Regions from separate parts of the Homo sapiens genome. Here region 1 is linked to region 2. The links are chromatin contacts, found by Hi-C or POLR2A ChIA-PET in ENCODE. All regions are on one chromosome and are shown on one strand. Each heading gives the region's core, a stretch centred on a gene start or an enhancer-like site at or near the end of the contact. The rest is flanking DNA. Distances are from core to core; before and after follow the strand shown.

Region 1 (7,014 bases), core at 1,113-3,612, 340 kb after region 2:
ATTAGAGATCTGAACATTTTGTTAGCACAGTAAGTATATTTAATATACCTATTATCAAATTATAACTGATAGATCCAGTGGATGGAAAGCTATGGAAGTAAACACACCTAATATAGAAAGAAATACTACTTATGGTATAGGAGATATATATATATAATTGTTACAGTAGGTAGCTAGTCAGGCCTGAGCATGGCAGGAGAGGGCTCCTCCACCACCAGGAATGTCAGACAACCATCAGATGATGGTCAGGCAGTTGTTAACTGTCTTTCTAAAATAATTTGTTGCAGCCAGTGCCAGGGAAAGCAGTCTCCCTATCAATAGAAGAAACCTCAAACTGGGGATCAGCAGCTTCCAGATAAGATCTCAGGAGCTGGGTAAGTGGGCTCAAGCTTGTGCATTAAGATGCAAAATGACAGAGTTTAATTGGTATATGACCTTCTAGGGACATTTGACTGGCAAGGGAAGAATGCTTGAAGTGAGCATGTGTACAACTCCAGTAAACAAACTGTGCTGGTAGGCCACTGAGCATGTGGACAGCCCATCCCAAGGGAAGAATCAGGGGAGAAAGGATGCAAGACCCCAGAAGTATGCCAACACATAAAACCCCAAGTGAAAAAGTCAAACCACGCACTTGTATTTCAAGTTGGCCACTTGGCCCTCTTCCAAGTGTACTTTCCTTCCTTCTTCCCTGCTCTAAAGCTTTGTAATAAACTTTCAATCCCGCTCGAAAGCTTGCTAGTCTCTCCTTCTGCCTCTCAGCTGAATTCTTTCTTCTGAGGAGGCAAGAATGGAGGTTGCTGCAGACCCATATGGATTTGCTGCTGGTAACATCATTATCTCTGAGTTGAAGCAGCATGATTTTTACTTTCTTCTCTTTCTTATATTTTCTACATGCATTTATTTTATAAGTTAAAGGCTCCACTCCTTCATTAAAAAAAGGTAAAATTATTTTTTGATAATTGAAAATTAGTCAGTTCAAAGTAATGTGGCTGGTAATACACATCGCATTTTTGCAGTCTCTTGCAAAACAGAAGCTATTCTGACTCCCTTGTAGCTCACTAATTTTCAAGAATTTAATAAAAATCTGCTGCCTGAAAGAGCCGCTCCTGTCATCTTGAGAAGGCTGGGGTCTTTGCACCCCCTGAGTTCAGTGATTGCTTCCCCAAAAACACATTTCACAAGAGGATAGACTTTATCACATGGGTTCAGCCGGGCTGTGTCATAGAGACCCATCCCAACTCACCCCATGTTATTACCAGTGAACTACTGAGATGCTAAATCTTTGGCTTCTTGGTTTGAGTTGTGGAAGGACAGATAAACAAAAGTGCCTGCTAAGACCCAGATATCTGGAGGAATTCTGTGGATGCCCTAGAGCAAGGTTGACGTGCCGTGTCTGTCAAGGGCAAGAGAGTAAACATTTCAGCTGCAGGCCTTTCAGCCTCTGTCATAACCACTGAACTCTGCCTTTGTTGTGTGAAAGCAGCAAGCCTGGTGGAGCCCCACAAAATCGGTTATCTACTGCCAGTAGCAAACCTCCCCAAAACTTAGTGATGAGAGCAATGAATATTGAAACCCTGGTTATCTGACCAAGTCAGTATTGGACAAATTTGCACAGAGATCTTTTGGTGATTTGCAGAAGCTGGTGCAGGCAGACTTCTTATTTTCATCAATATCTAGCTCCATCAGGACTGAAAACTGCAGACTAGCTACTCTAGACTTCTGGTGGCTGAGAACAAGCCTGCAGGATGGCTTGACAGCTCTGGGTAAACTGTCTGAGAACATCTTCAGCTTGGGCAGAACAGCCTTCCAGGAATGAAGATGTCACAGAGAGCAGGGTGCTGGAGAGGGCTTTACTCTGAAGTAGGGGCGGCCAATATTTGATCCCATCATTCAGAAATCCCTCTTCTACCCACAGGCCTGGCAGTGACTGAGGCTCCATCTAGCTCTGGGAGAAGAGGAAGGGAGTGGCTTCCCACTGGGGGTGCCTCAGACCTCGCTTACCTCCACCCATAGCTGGTCCACCCACCATGGGTGCTCAAAAGTAGAAGGAAGGATGGGGAAACATTCAGTCCACGTCCAAATCATCGAGAAGACTTTTCAGATTGGGAATAATTCCGAAGCCAGATCCCAGCAAGGCACTGCCAAAAAATGGCTCTCTGGGGTTTATTTTCCTTTGGAAAGGACTTTTGGGACATACGGCAAGAGGGAGCTTTCTGGGTCCCTTAAAGGGCCCTGCAGGAAAGAAGGGCAGTGGGACGCATTGTCTGTTCTCCATAGACAATAGGGCAGACTGCTTCCTCCTTGGGACTGGTAGTTACGTTTATGTTTCTGACAACCAGCTGGCCACTGAAGAAGCGTGGAGCCAACAGCTGCAAGGGATAATTTTGGCAGCATCACCCACGGTGCAAATTTAAAACTCCAGCTGGTTCTACTGCAAGCAGAATAAACACAAACAGCTGATAATAAGTAAATTCAGAACTTGAAATATGCCAGAGACACTTTATAGCCCTCTGTTTTCTCCTAGTGTGCACTCTTTGTGCTCTCATCCTGTGGTCTTGAGCGTGAACATCATTTTCATATTTTATCTTGCTATCTAAAAGTTTTATTTATTTGGGAAATAAGTAGGCTCTGAATCTGGGGGGAAAATAGTTGTCAAGAACCAAATATTTGGCTTCCTGTTTCCCAGAAAGTGTTTGCTGCTGTTTCCATTTCTGGCCCAACATTTTTCCAGAGTTGAAAATGTCATTTAAATGAGTCAGTCCCCGGGGCTCAGAAGCAATGATAAAGATGTGGACATGGCCCCAGAACGTTGGAGCACTGCTGCCTCTGGTGGACTGAAGGGCAGCTGGCATTAAAAACAGGATGTTCCTGCTGTGATACAGGCAGAGGAAGAAGAAGGGTATGCAAACCAAGGCAGTCCCCTGCAGCCTTGCCCCTCAGTGTGTGGTCCCAGACCAGCAGCATCACTGCACCTGGTAGCTTGTTAGAAATGCACAACCTCTGACCCCACCCCGACCTCCTGCATCAGAATCTGCCTGTTGACAAGGTCTTGGGGAAAAGGGTATTGGGGAATTTGCTGCACACACACTCCGCTGGGCAACCCAACGGCCTCAATGAGACCAGCCTGCACAGGATTCTACCTGCCTTCCCCTACCTTCCACCACAGTTTCAATGATCCTCTTAGGAGTATGAAAAAGGAGTGGCCAAGATTGTCAGCATCAGCTTTTATCTTCTCTCTGTGAACACATATATCACTTACCAACTTGTCAGAAAGGCAGATTCCTGGGCCCTAATTCAAACTTCCTGAATCAGAAACTCTGGGGATTGGGCCCAGCCCTGTGGGTTTTAGCAAGCTCTCCAGGGCATTCTGATGCACAGGTTTGAGAAACAACTGGCTCATTGTATGTGAGGCATGAATGAAGTGGCCTCCCAGGCTCTGCTCACATCCTCACTACCCTCATCTCTTCCTCCTGGGCTTTCCACCTTGGGTCCTGGCTCTACCAACTCTTCCTTGGATCCTGAATCTACAGTTTCTACCTGCATGGGCACAAGTATCACAAACCTTATCCTGATGGGATAGTGGAACTCCACCTTCAAGCCAAGATAAATGTAATTTGTAAAATTTTTGCACAGACAGGAGGTGCAGAGGACATTGTTATCATGAAGCTGAAAGTCATGCAATAGGATGGAAAGGAGGAAGACTGAAGGAATCCAAGATGCTAAAAGTATTAAGAATTCATAGCCCAACCTCATACTGTTGGGCTATGAGTATGTCAACCTCATACTGTTTTCTGCAAAGAAACAGAGATAATAAGTGCTTTAGGTTTTGCAGGCCACTTGGTCTGTGCTGCTGTAACAGGAGACCAGCCGCAGACCATATATAAACGAATGGATGTGGCTGTGGTCCAATAAAACTTTGTTTACAGACTTTGAAATTTTCATAATTTTACATGCCATGAAATATTTTTCTTCTTTTGATTTTTTTCTGACCATTAAAAAAATGCAAAAAAGCCATTTTTAGCTCACGCACCATACAGAAACAGGCAGTGGGCCAGAGTGGGCCTGCAGGCCATAGTTTTCCAAACCCTGCCCTACAAACATTAATAAAGAAAAAAACTTAGAAGATGCAGGACTTGCTTATGAAAACTTCCTCTACTTCAAAAAAGATATATATAGAGAAGAAAAAAACCCAACCACTAAGAAGCATTGTATTCAAATGCAAGAGACAATGGTGGGAAAAGCCCTCTTTGTCTTGTTTCTGTCCATTGTGGATGTTTCTTGTCACTGTTGTGGAATTATGGTGAGTGAAAGAGAGGGCGTTAAGAAGGAAGAGAAGAGAAAGGAAAAGCAAAATACAGTGAGTATTTAGGAAGTTGTAGAAGGCAAAGTAAGGACTGAAATGACCACAAGCTTCATATTACAAGGAGAGAGAAAAATGTGGTTCTGTTCTTTCAGTTAAAGAGAAAAACGCTTCCACCTTACTCCCCAATAGAACCACAGATCTCAGAGTTGGCTTGGCTGAGACCAGGCCTATTGGATTCTTGGCTTCCGGTATCATGCAGCTTCTGGTAAGTCAATGTGTTTGACATTCCTCCACACTCTAGACTCCCCAGCTCCCAAGGAAGGAACACCACCTTTCATCTTCCAGGTCATTTCATTCTGCTATGAAGGTGTTTCCATCTCAAAAATTGGTAGTTCATATAAAGCGGGCAAATGGGCGCCATAGTCACCACCTTACAGACACTGCACTCATTTACACACCATTTTGCATACATTTGTTCTGACTGCTCTTCAGTGAGAACTTCATTACTTTTATATTACAGAATTGTTATACTTTTAAAAAACTTTAAATATCGGTCATTTGTAGTGAGCAGCTTAGTATTTTCCGTGATGGAGTGTAATAGTTTTCCATTGCTGCTGTGGTTAAAAACAACACAAACGTATCATCTTAGAGCTCTGGAGGTAAGAAGTCCAAAATTGGGGCACCATCAGGGCTGCTCTCCTTCTGGAGAATATAGGGGAGGATCCTTTCCTTATCTGTTCCAGAGATCACCTTTATTTCTTGACCTGAGGCTCCTAGCTCCATCTTCAAAGCCAAGAGCATACACAGCATCTTCTCACCTCTCTCTCTGACCTCTGCTTCTGTGTCACATCTCTAACCCTTCTGCCTTGATATTCCATCTTTTAAGGACCCTGTGATTGCATTGGGCCAACCAGGCTGAGTCATAGAGGCAAAAGCCAATAAAGGATTAATAACAAAACCAAAGGGAAAAAAATCCTTTGACAGAATTGCCCTAGCATGTCTGGTTTAGCACGTGAGCAAATACAGCATTTGGGCTGCGTCTTATGAAATCTTAATGGCTTGTGAATGAAATGAGTTAAAACTATCAACCATCTCTCGCTGAACTGAGCTTAGTGTTCCCACTTAAGAAATTCATTTCTGAATTTTATTAAATTTTTAAAATCTCACTAAAACTATAGTCCTGTCTGCTGATTTCTAGGGTAGATGGCCCTGATGATGTAATAAATCCTCTTCATCAAGAATGTCTTGGTCATTTGTATTTCTGGCACTGTAGTCCTCACAGTAGAGCATCGGTCCTTTGTCATCTAAACAAAACTCACTTGGATTTAGCAGCAAGAACTTTAAGGACTCTGATTGTCGGGGCTGTGATCCTAAGCTTGAAAGGATCAGTTTATTAGCAATATCTCACACTCTTTTTTTTTTTTTCATGTTGAGCAGTAGAATATAAGAGATGATAATGAGGAAATGGAAATTAAAGACGTGTGCGTGTGCCACTCCCTGCAGATTCGGTTTATACCATGGCTCCAGGAGTCACAGAGCGTTGGACACAGCAGGATGGGTGGTCTGATCCCAGCTATTTGCAGCCCACACAGTGATCAGGGGATTCTTTATTGGTCACTTTTTTTTCTTTCTCTCTACCAATTAATGTTCCTTGTTCTTGATCCACCCCTTTGAGCCAAACAACCATTGAAAAGATGGAAACATCATTTTCCATGAAAGTACACATCTTGAACCCTGTTATAACCTGAAACAGAAAATGTAAAAAGCTGCTGTCAGTTCCTCCTTCAGTTTCAGAGTGCACACAAAGCCCTACTGTCAAACTTAAACAATGTTTATAGTGAAAAGAAATGATTAGAAGCAGGAAGGCACCACAGGGAGTAACAATCCTTCATGTTTGGAGGGATTTTATTTGCTTTAGCAATCTGATGGAAGGAAAAGAAAATTCCCATTATCAGGAACATCGCCCATCGGAGTGCCTAGTAATAAAAGTGTCAGCACCAATAATGTTATTAAAAGAAAACACTTTCTAGGTTCTGCCACCTACGTGTTGTATCCCTTTAAAAGGAAGCACAGTGGATAGCACAGTGCCTGTAGAGGCTGAGCTGGACGTGGATTTGTTTGCCTTGAAGCTTTGTATCAACAGTATGGGCACCTCAGCTCTGAATTTTCTGATAAAATGAGGTGTGCACGTAGAGTTCATGGCAATAGTGACCTTCAGACTCATTCTTCTTCAGATCCTTCTTTTTAGCTAGATCTACAATGGCATTCCTTTTCCCAGGAATGCGATTCCCAGGCTGGCCAAACTCATGTTGCCATGTATTACCCCCCAAGGCAAATAGCAAAGTTTCCTTTGAAGACAATAAATACATAGTCCATGGGCTGGACAACTGGAGGTGTTTTGGAAAGTTCTTTTTATTTTCAGCAAGATATGGAGACTCACTTTCCTTGGATGAGTATAAAACATGAAAGCAGTTATTCTGTAGATGTCTAATGGAAAGCTCTAGAATCTCTACCACATTTCTTGGTGCCAGCATTTGCATTTTTTGGCTATTTATTGGAACTTGGTTGCATGTCATTTTTTGTTCATCCATGCCATTTTCTGACTATTTACTTTGTGCTAGGTGCCATATTAAGGACATTAAGCACATTACATGGAATCCTCACAACAAATTATTTTTATTATCCCTATTTTACTGAAGATGAAATTAATT
Region 2 (7,314 bases), core at 3,224-5,723:
GTTGAATAGGAGTGTTGAGAGAGGGCATCCTTGTCTTGTGCCAGTTTTCAAGAGGAATGAAAGCCACAGTCTTTTTACAACCTACACTAGAAAGTGATGCCCTATCACTTCTGCCATATTCTGTTCATTAGAAGGAAGTGACTAGATCCAACACCCACTCACGGGAAGGAAATTACCTAGGGATGAGAATATCAGGAGGCAGGCATCAGCAAGTGCCATTTTAGAGGCTACCTGCCACAATGACCATTTGTTTATTTTCCCAACACAGTCTCAATCTATGCCTTTAAATATTTGTCCCGGTTAGGTTTCTTCTTTCCCTGTTTCTCTTTTCTTCCTTTCCCTCTAATTTCTATACAAATAAAACTATAAGCTATAAGGTGGGGCCAAACACGCTTGAAAAAATAAAGAATATTTACATAGTCAAAAAATACTCCCCTTAGTATACATATTTATTACAAAGGGGAAAAAGGTAGCTTTACAGTGGAGAAGTATGGCAGACATCACCTGAATTTGACGACAAAACCTAACTCATCAGCCACAGGACAAGTCGAAAGCATGTACAACTTGATAGGATGGAATAAGAAGAACACAGCATCGTGTATGTGATATTCCTGCTGGAGATGCATATCCTGCATTTAATCATGAGAGAACATTAGACTAATAAAATTAAGGGACATGCTATAGTCTGTACTCTTCAAAATGTTGGAGTCATGAAAGTCAAGGGGAGACCAAGGGACTCTTCCAGATTGTAGGCAATTAAAAACACATGTTGAATAAATGCAACCTGTGATTCTGAGCTGCATCATTCTTCTACAAAAAAATTACTGAAGTAATTGATAAAACCTGAATGAAATCTCAGGACTAGATGGGGTAATGCATCAGTGTTAATTTCCTGATTATGATGGTTCTATTTTGGTTATGTAGGAGAATGACCTTGTTTGTAGGAAATATATATTATCATAATCAGAAGTGATGGGACATTGCCTTAGCAACTTACTCTTAAATGGCTTCAAGGAAAAAAAAAGTTCTGTACTTGTAAATTTTTATAACTTGTAGAAGTACTTACAGCTTTTCTGTAAGTTTAAAGTTGCTTCAAAATATAATTTTAAAATGCCACAATTAGAGTAATAAGTTATATGATTACCTCACTTGTGGATATAGATGCTCCCCTAAAAATTCTCTCTCCATACTTATTGCTGCCCAAAATACTAATTCATTCTCATAGTTATGTCCTTTTCTCTAGAGAAAAATCTTGTGCAAAGCAATGTGGAGGACAAAGCAAAGTTCTGTGGCAGAACTTTGGAATGTCAAATCTTATTAAACTCTCCTATGCAAAGGAATTAGAAGAACAAAAATAAATCCCAGGTTTGGAAGCTAAATTTATATGAAGGAGAAGTTGAAAGATATTTCATTACCCAGCAAATTCTTAAAATGTCATTTCAGTCCAAAAGTGAAACTCTTGATCCACTATGAGGCCTTTACAAATTAAATTAGCCTCACTTATTTCCATATTTAGTCTATAAAATAGAAACAAAAAGGCATTTGTACATTCTACCAAACTATATGCCAATGATCGTAGCCCAAACTCTTTCTTTACATAGGTTGTCAAGGTTGTTACCACAAAAGCAGGTATCGTACACTCCCCAAGGTTCACAGGACCTGGGTAAGAGAAGAGGAAAGGCAATGAAAGTGTGAAGATCCTTGAAATAAAGATGATCTCCAATGGTAGTAACACCAGAATCCAGATACACAGAAACAGACTGAAGAAATGAGAGGAATAAAAGGGAATAAGTAGAAGTTGGAGTTTATAAGAAACTCCTGTAGAAACTATTCAATACCTGAATAACTGCAAATACTTTAGGCAAATGATTATGAGGAACTTAGAAGATATAAGTAGCTTTTGTAGTTTTTGCTTTGCGGAAGGAAGGAAGGCTGTGACTACTCCACTTGCCTTGGCTGGAGGCCATGTGCAGGTGGGTCCTTCAGCGGGCACTGTGTGGTTCCTGGCTTCCACCCCACCACATCATCACTGTGGCCTCTGACTGCTTGCTTCTCTTCCTCGTTCTGCACTCTCCTCCAGCTGAGTTTCACTTAGCAAAACAGACGATGTTCAGTCTTCACAGGTGGGAGTCATGAAGGTCAAACATTACATTCCCCAATTTGATCTAATCGAAGACATACCCTCCCCAAATCTAAAATATGTAACACACTCAACGGCCTCTGCTTTGTTGATTCTGGGAACTACACCAAACACAGTTTTGAGACACTTGCTATTTCCTTTCCATCTAGAGCCACTCCTCACTCTCCTCATATTTTCCCCTGAAGCTGTTGGATTTATTTCTAAGCTCTGGAACCTTGAGTGGGATGATTCATATTCCAAGTATTTTTTCCTTTTTTATACATTTCTTAAGTTATATTTTTCAAGGAATTTGTCCATATCATCTAAGCTGTGCAATTTATTGACATCAAGCTGACCATAATGTACTCTGACCATTCTTTTGATGTCTCCAAAATCTACACTGTTGCTTCCTTTTCCATTCCTGATATTAGAAATTAGAGTTGTCTCCTTTTTCCTTGATCAGTTCAGCTAAAGTTTCATTATCTACATTTGAAATCCAGACTCTGTCCCTTTTCCTTGTCCTCAAATGCAATTTGGTCAGAAGCTGGAGGATTTACAGGACTGGGTGAAGTCAGCGTTGGTTGAGGAGGGGAGGGTGCAGATGGGGTCAGGAGCAGAACTCTGAAGGTCAGGAGGCTGATAAGGAGGGAATTCAGTGACTCAGAACTGGGTGGATGCAGCGCTGAAGTGTAGAATAGCCATGGTTACACACCCTTCCGCAGTTGTTATAGGGATATTTCCTGGTAATGTATTGTAAAAGGACAATTTCCCAGTATATTTTGCTCAAGTCTGGAGAACTGAACATTTACGCTCTACAGCTATGTATTAAACTCACAGGCACTTCAGACAAGTTGAGATGTATAGTGTAGATCTCTCTCTAATATGGGGAAGAAGCGACACAGGACTTGAGACTCCAGAAAGGGCAGAAGAGCTGCTTCTTCAAAGCTCTGTCTGTGTAAACCATAGTTACCTCTGAGATGTCGGAATGATGGTGATTCTTAGTTTCCAGTGTTTTACCATGGCATGCGTTATTATTTAATAAGAAAACCAAATATTTTATTATTATGCATGCTACAATTTTGTGTACTAGGAAGTGTGCTAAACAGAAAGAAAAATACCAATAAAATGAGTTGTAAATGAGCTGTAAATAATATAAATGAATAAAATCAAATATATAAAATAAAATAATACAAATGTGAGGCCACGATGAAAAACAATGTATGTATATAAAGCCTAAGCTTCTTTTTATAAGATACCAAGGCCTTCCCTTTGGTCTCAGATCAGACCAGAATAGAGCCCTCAGTCTGAACCTCGGGGCATTAATTTTTAAGACTTGGTTCTTCGTTTCAATGATGACATGCTTGCTTGGGTTACGCAGTAGACACTGCACCCGTGTAATCTGGAGTTGCTAGCTGACCTTCCCCTGAGATGCACAGTGGAACAAGGACAGTTCATTCAACCTTCTGCAGAATCCTGAGTAGATGAGAGAGCCAAGTGGAAAGATCTGCTGAATGTGAATCTTTAAAATTGCAAGCTCCTCCAGGTTGGCCACATGCGCGTGAAGGGTAGACCACCCTCTCTCTCTCTATGTGTTCTTGATTTAGCCACTTGCTTTTCAAGATTCCTTTGTGCCTGGATTTAAAATGGGAATTTGGTCTGTCTTATAATTTGTGAGGTAAGATCTTTAAAGTGAGAGACAACACTGAAAGATAAATGTATGAAGAGATGATGTTATGCATTCAAATTTAACACTCATCAAGAACACATTAGACTGTCCCTTAGAAAAACCCACCAAGTGCAGTTGTTTTGGCTTCTTTCAGGGTCTGGGATCCCTTTGTGAGCCTCATGACGCAAGGACCTTTGCTTCATAAAGAAGGCACGAAATGTGACTTTAGAAAGCTCATGATTTCCAGAACCCAGAGTGGATCCTGGTTCAGAACGACTGCTCCAAGGGCCACACTTCTGCGCAGGTTTCCCCAAGAGTGCATTTGGAGGAGGACTTGAGGGATGCTCCCTGGTGCTCCTCTGTCAATGCTTTCTTTGTTTTATTCTGCTTTACTCTAGGTCTTCTCAGAGCTCTCAATATGGTTACATGCATGGGGAATCTTGTTTCTCAAACTTGCTCTTGGAGCAGAGTTGCAGTGGGGGAAGTGTGGTCTATGGGCACAGCTCCCACTAGGGCCTGCAGCTTCCTGGTTCAAGCAGAAGCCTTGCAAACATATTCATCTGGAAAAAGCATAGCACAGAGGCCCCAGTTGCAGAGATGCTCCGGAAGCCTGAGGTATGCACAGGGCTAGTGAGCTAAGAATATTCCTCTGTCGCCTTTTCAAGGACAAGGGAAGCCAGGGTGGAGACTGTGCTGAGCTAAGGTAAATATAAAACAATCCCAGGGCGGTCCCTCAGAGGAAGGCTTAGCTCCCCGGAGCCTTGGGTAGAGACGCTTCCTGCCTGCCTCGGGGAGTCCTCCTGCCAGGAAGAGGCCTCAGACTCTGCTATGTCTGGCCCTGTGGGGTGATCCCACGTGCTGGGAAGGAGGGAAAAGCAGGGTGGGGTGGGGCACCCTGACATTGTTTCAGATCTCCTGCAGTACGCCTCACTACATGATAAAGCAAAACCAGACTTTGTTTTAAAATAAAATTTTTATTTTAGATTTTTTTTTCTCTTATGGCCTTCCCCAAAGACAGATTTAAAAGAAATTATTTTATTATGGAAAATTTCCTGCAAATGCATGCATCAACTTCCATGCACTCGTCGCTAAGGTACTCCTGACCCGTGTCCTCTGTAACATCCAGCCCTCCTGCAAGGCCCCACTGGACTATTTTGAGGCAAAGCCAAGTATCATATAATTGCATCCTTCAGCATGTATTCTAACAGATCAGGGAATATAAATCCATACTGTGATACCATGAGCATACAAAAATATCATCACTTCATGTTATGTAGTAAGTTTCAATTGAGACTTGCCATTTCCTCATTGTTTCATGAATGCTTTTTAACAGGATTTTGTACAAACAGAATCCAAACAAGTTCTGCATGTTATATTTAACTGATATGCCCTAAGTTTCTCTCTCTTTTTTTTTTTAAAAAAAAAAAAAACAACAACTGAGGCTTAAAATGCCTGGCATACTGTCCAATGATTTAATTGTGTAGCTTCGTGAATGTTTAATAACGCCTATCTAGAGTCACATTGCACTGCTCAGATCAAGATGTGGACATTCCCAACTCCCCACACCTCTGGCTCCTTCCGGTCATCACCCACCCACCAGAGGGAATCTGTGTTCTGGCTTCCCTCAACACAAGCCCTTTAGCCTGTTCTTTCTGAAAAAAAAAAAAAAAAAAAAAAAAAAACCACCAAAAAAAAACTTTAATGTTAGTTTCAGGGGTACATGTGCAGGTTTGTCGTATAGGTAAATTACATGTCTATGTCTTGGGGTTTTGGTGTACAGCTTATGTTGTCACCTGGCAGATAAGCATGGTACTCAGCAGGTAGTTTTTCAATCCTCACTCTCCTCCCACCCTCCACCCTCAAGGGGTCCCAGGTGTCTATTGTTTCCTTCTTTGTGTCCATGTGTACTCAATGTTTAGCTCCCACTTATAAGTGAGAACATGTGGTATTTGGTTTTCTCTTCCTGTGTTAGTTCACTTAGGATAATGACCTCCAGCTCCATTCTTGTTGCTGCAAAGATCATGATCTCGTTCTTTTTTTCTGGCTGTGAAGTAGTCCACCTCTAGCCTGTTCTTAAAATTCATAGAATCTTACATACAGTGTGTGCTCTTTCCTGTCTGATTTCTTTTGCTCAGATTCCTGCCTGTAGACTCTGCCATGATTTTGCAAATGTTGCAGTTGTCATTTTTTTTTGTAGTACTTCATTGGTGAATGTGGTTTTATTTTGCTGTCTGTATTGATATGGATTGCTTCTATGCTTTGGCTAGTACTAATAATGCTGTTATGAACATTTCTGCCCACGTTTTCTGGTAACATAGCACTCCCCTATGAAATGTTTCGACCTCAGGGTAGGTACACTTTAGCTTTCGGAAATGTCCCCAAGTAATTTTCCAAAGTGTATGAATTCCACTTGTCACACATCCTTATGAACACTATGTTATCTTTTTGTTAAAGCCCATTTTGATATAGAGTAAAAAGATTATCCCCTTGATTAAATTTAAGGTAGGCTCCTCTGAGTTCTCCTTTCTTTAAATTTTTTAATTATACTTTAAGTTCTAGGGTACATGTGCACAACGTGCAGGTTTGTTACATATGTATACATGTGCCATGCTGGTGTGCTGCACACATTAACTTGTCATTTACATTAGGTATATCTCCCAATGCTATTGGGAAAACTGGCTAGCCATATGTAGAAAGCTGAAACTGGATCCCTTCCTTATGCCTTATACAAAAGTTAATTCAAAGGATTAAAGACTTAAATGTTAAACCTAAAACCATAAAAACCCTAGAAGAAAACCTAGGCAATACAATTCAGGACATAGGCATGGGCAAGGACTTCATGTCTAAAACACCAAAAGCAATGGCAACAAAAGCCAAAATTGACAAATGGGATCTAATTAAACTAAAGAGCTTCTGCACAGCAAAAGAAACTACCATCAGAGTGAACAGGCAACCTACAGAATGGGAGTTCTCCTTTTAATAGACCTCAATTTTGGTCAATAAATCCTTGAACAAGCACAAACAGTTTCTAACAGCACAAGACCACATCCCCAAGAGGATGCTAGCCCTCATTTAAATTGCCTTCCTGGGAAAACTTAAGGCTGTTAAAATAATTTACAGTTTGTTTCAGCCAATACCTGAGGATAGGGCTTCTGTCTTCCAGCCCCAGTCTCAGGAGGATGAGACCCTAACACTGAGGATTGTCAGCCTGGTCTCGTTTACACGGGCTGATATTTCATGAATTTTAACTTTTCTGTATGGCCTGCCCACTTCCTACTTCTTCATTCTCCTTTTAAAATGCCAGTTTACCTGCGTACAAATGGAAGTTGAGTTCCCTTCATGGAGGACTCTTTTCCCTATTTCACTAGTTATTACTAAAATCGGTCCTTACCCCTTTACCTAGTGTCGGGCTGTTTATCTTTGACAGTAACAATAGCTCATCATGGCTTTACTTTCCATTTTCCTGATGGCTGATGAGGTGGAACATCTTTTCACATGTATTTGGGTTTCTTCTTCTCTGAGGTATCTA

The links. A loop is a pair of places that touch in the nucleus more often than their neighbours do. ChIA-PET counts read pairs that join two places held with the same protein, here RNA polymerase II (POLR2A). Pooled maps may share reads with other maps.
Region 1: a map of posterior vena cava shows a loop between it and region 2 (3-fold over the local background). The contact joins two enhancer-like sites. A Hi-C loop is called at or near these places in 4 of 168 maps with a recorded cell type or tissue (MCF 10A, chondrocyte, left ventricle myocardium superior and 1 more) and 4 of 50 pooled maps. POLR2A ChIA-PET finds 5 or more read pairs at or near these places in 2 of 52 experiments (A549 and SK-N-SH).

What each region holds. Positions count from the first base shown.
Region 1 is chr20:23,059,483-23,066,496 of GRCh38, forward strand. LOC124904964 (a long non-coding RNA gene) reads right to left here. Exons shown (of 2, transcript XR_007067745.1): 2 at 5,657-6,047. Among named protein-coding and RNA genes, the nearest start is that of THBD, 13 kb to the left of the region's middle. RefSeq lists a silencer at 2,750-3,044. Within about 2 kb of position 2,363, at least 12 of the 41 ENCODE cell types and tissues checked have a DNase peak (open chromatin) inside an H3K27ac peak, as active enhancers do.
Region 2 is chr20:22,714,903-22,722,216 of GRCh38, forward strand. No RefSeq gene overlaps it. Among named protein-coding and RNA genes, the nearest start is that of LINC01747, 33 kb to the left of the region's middle. Within about 2 kb of position 4,474, at least 5 of the 41 ENCODE cell types and tissues checked have a DNase peak (open chromatin) inside an H3K27ac peak, as active enhancers do.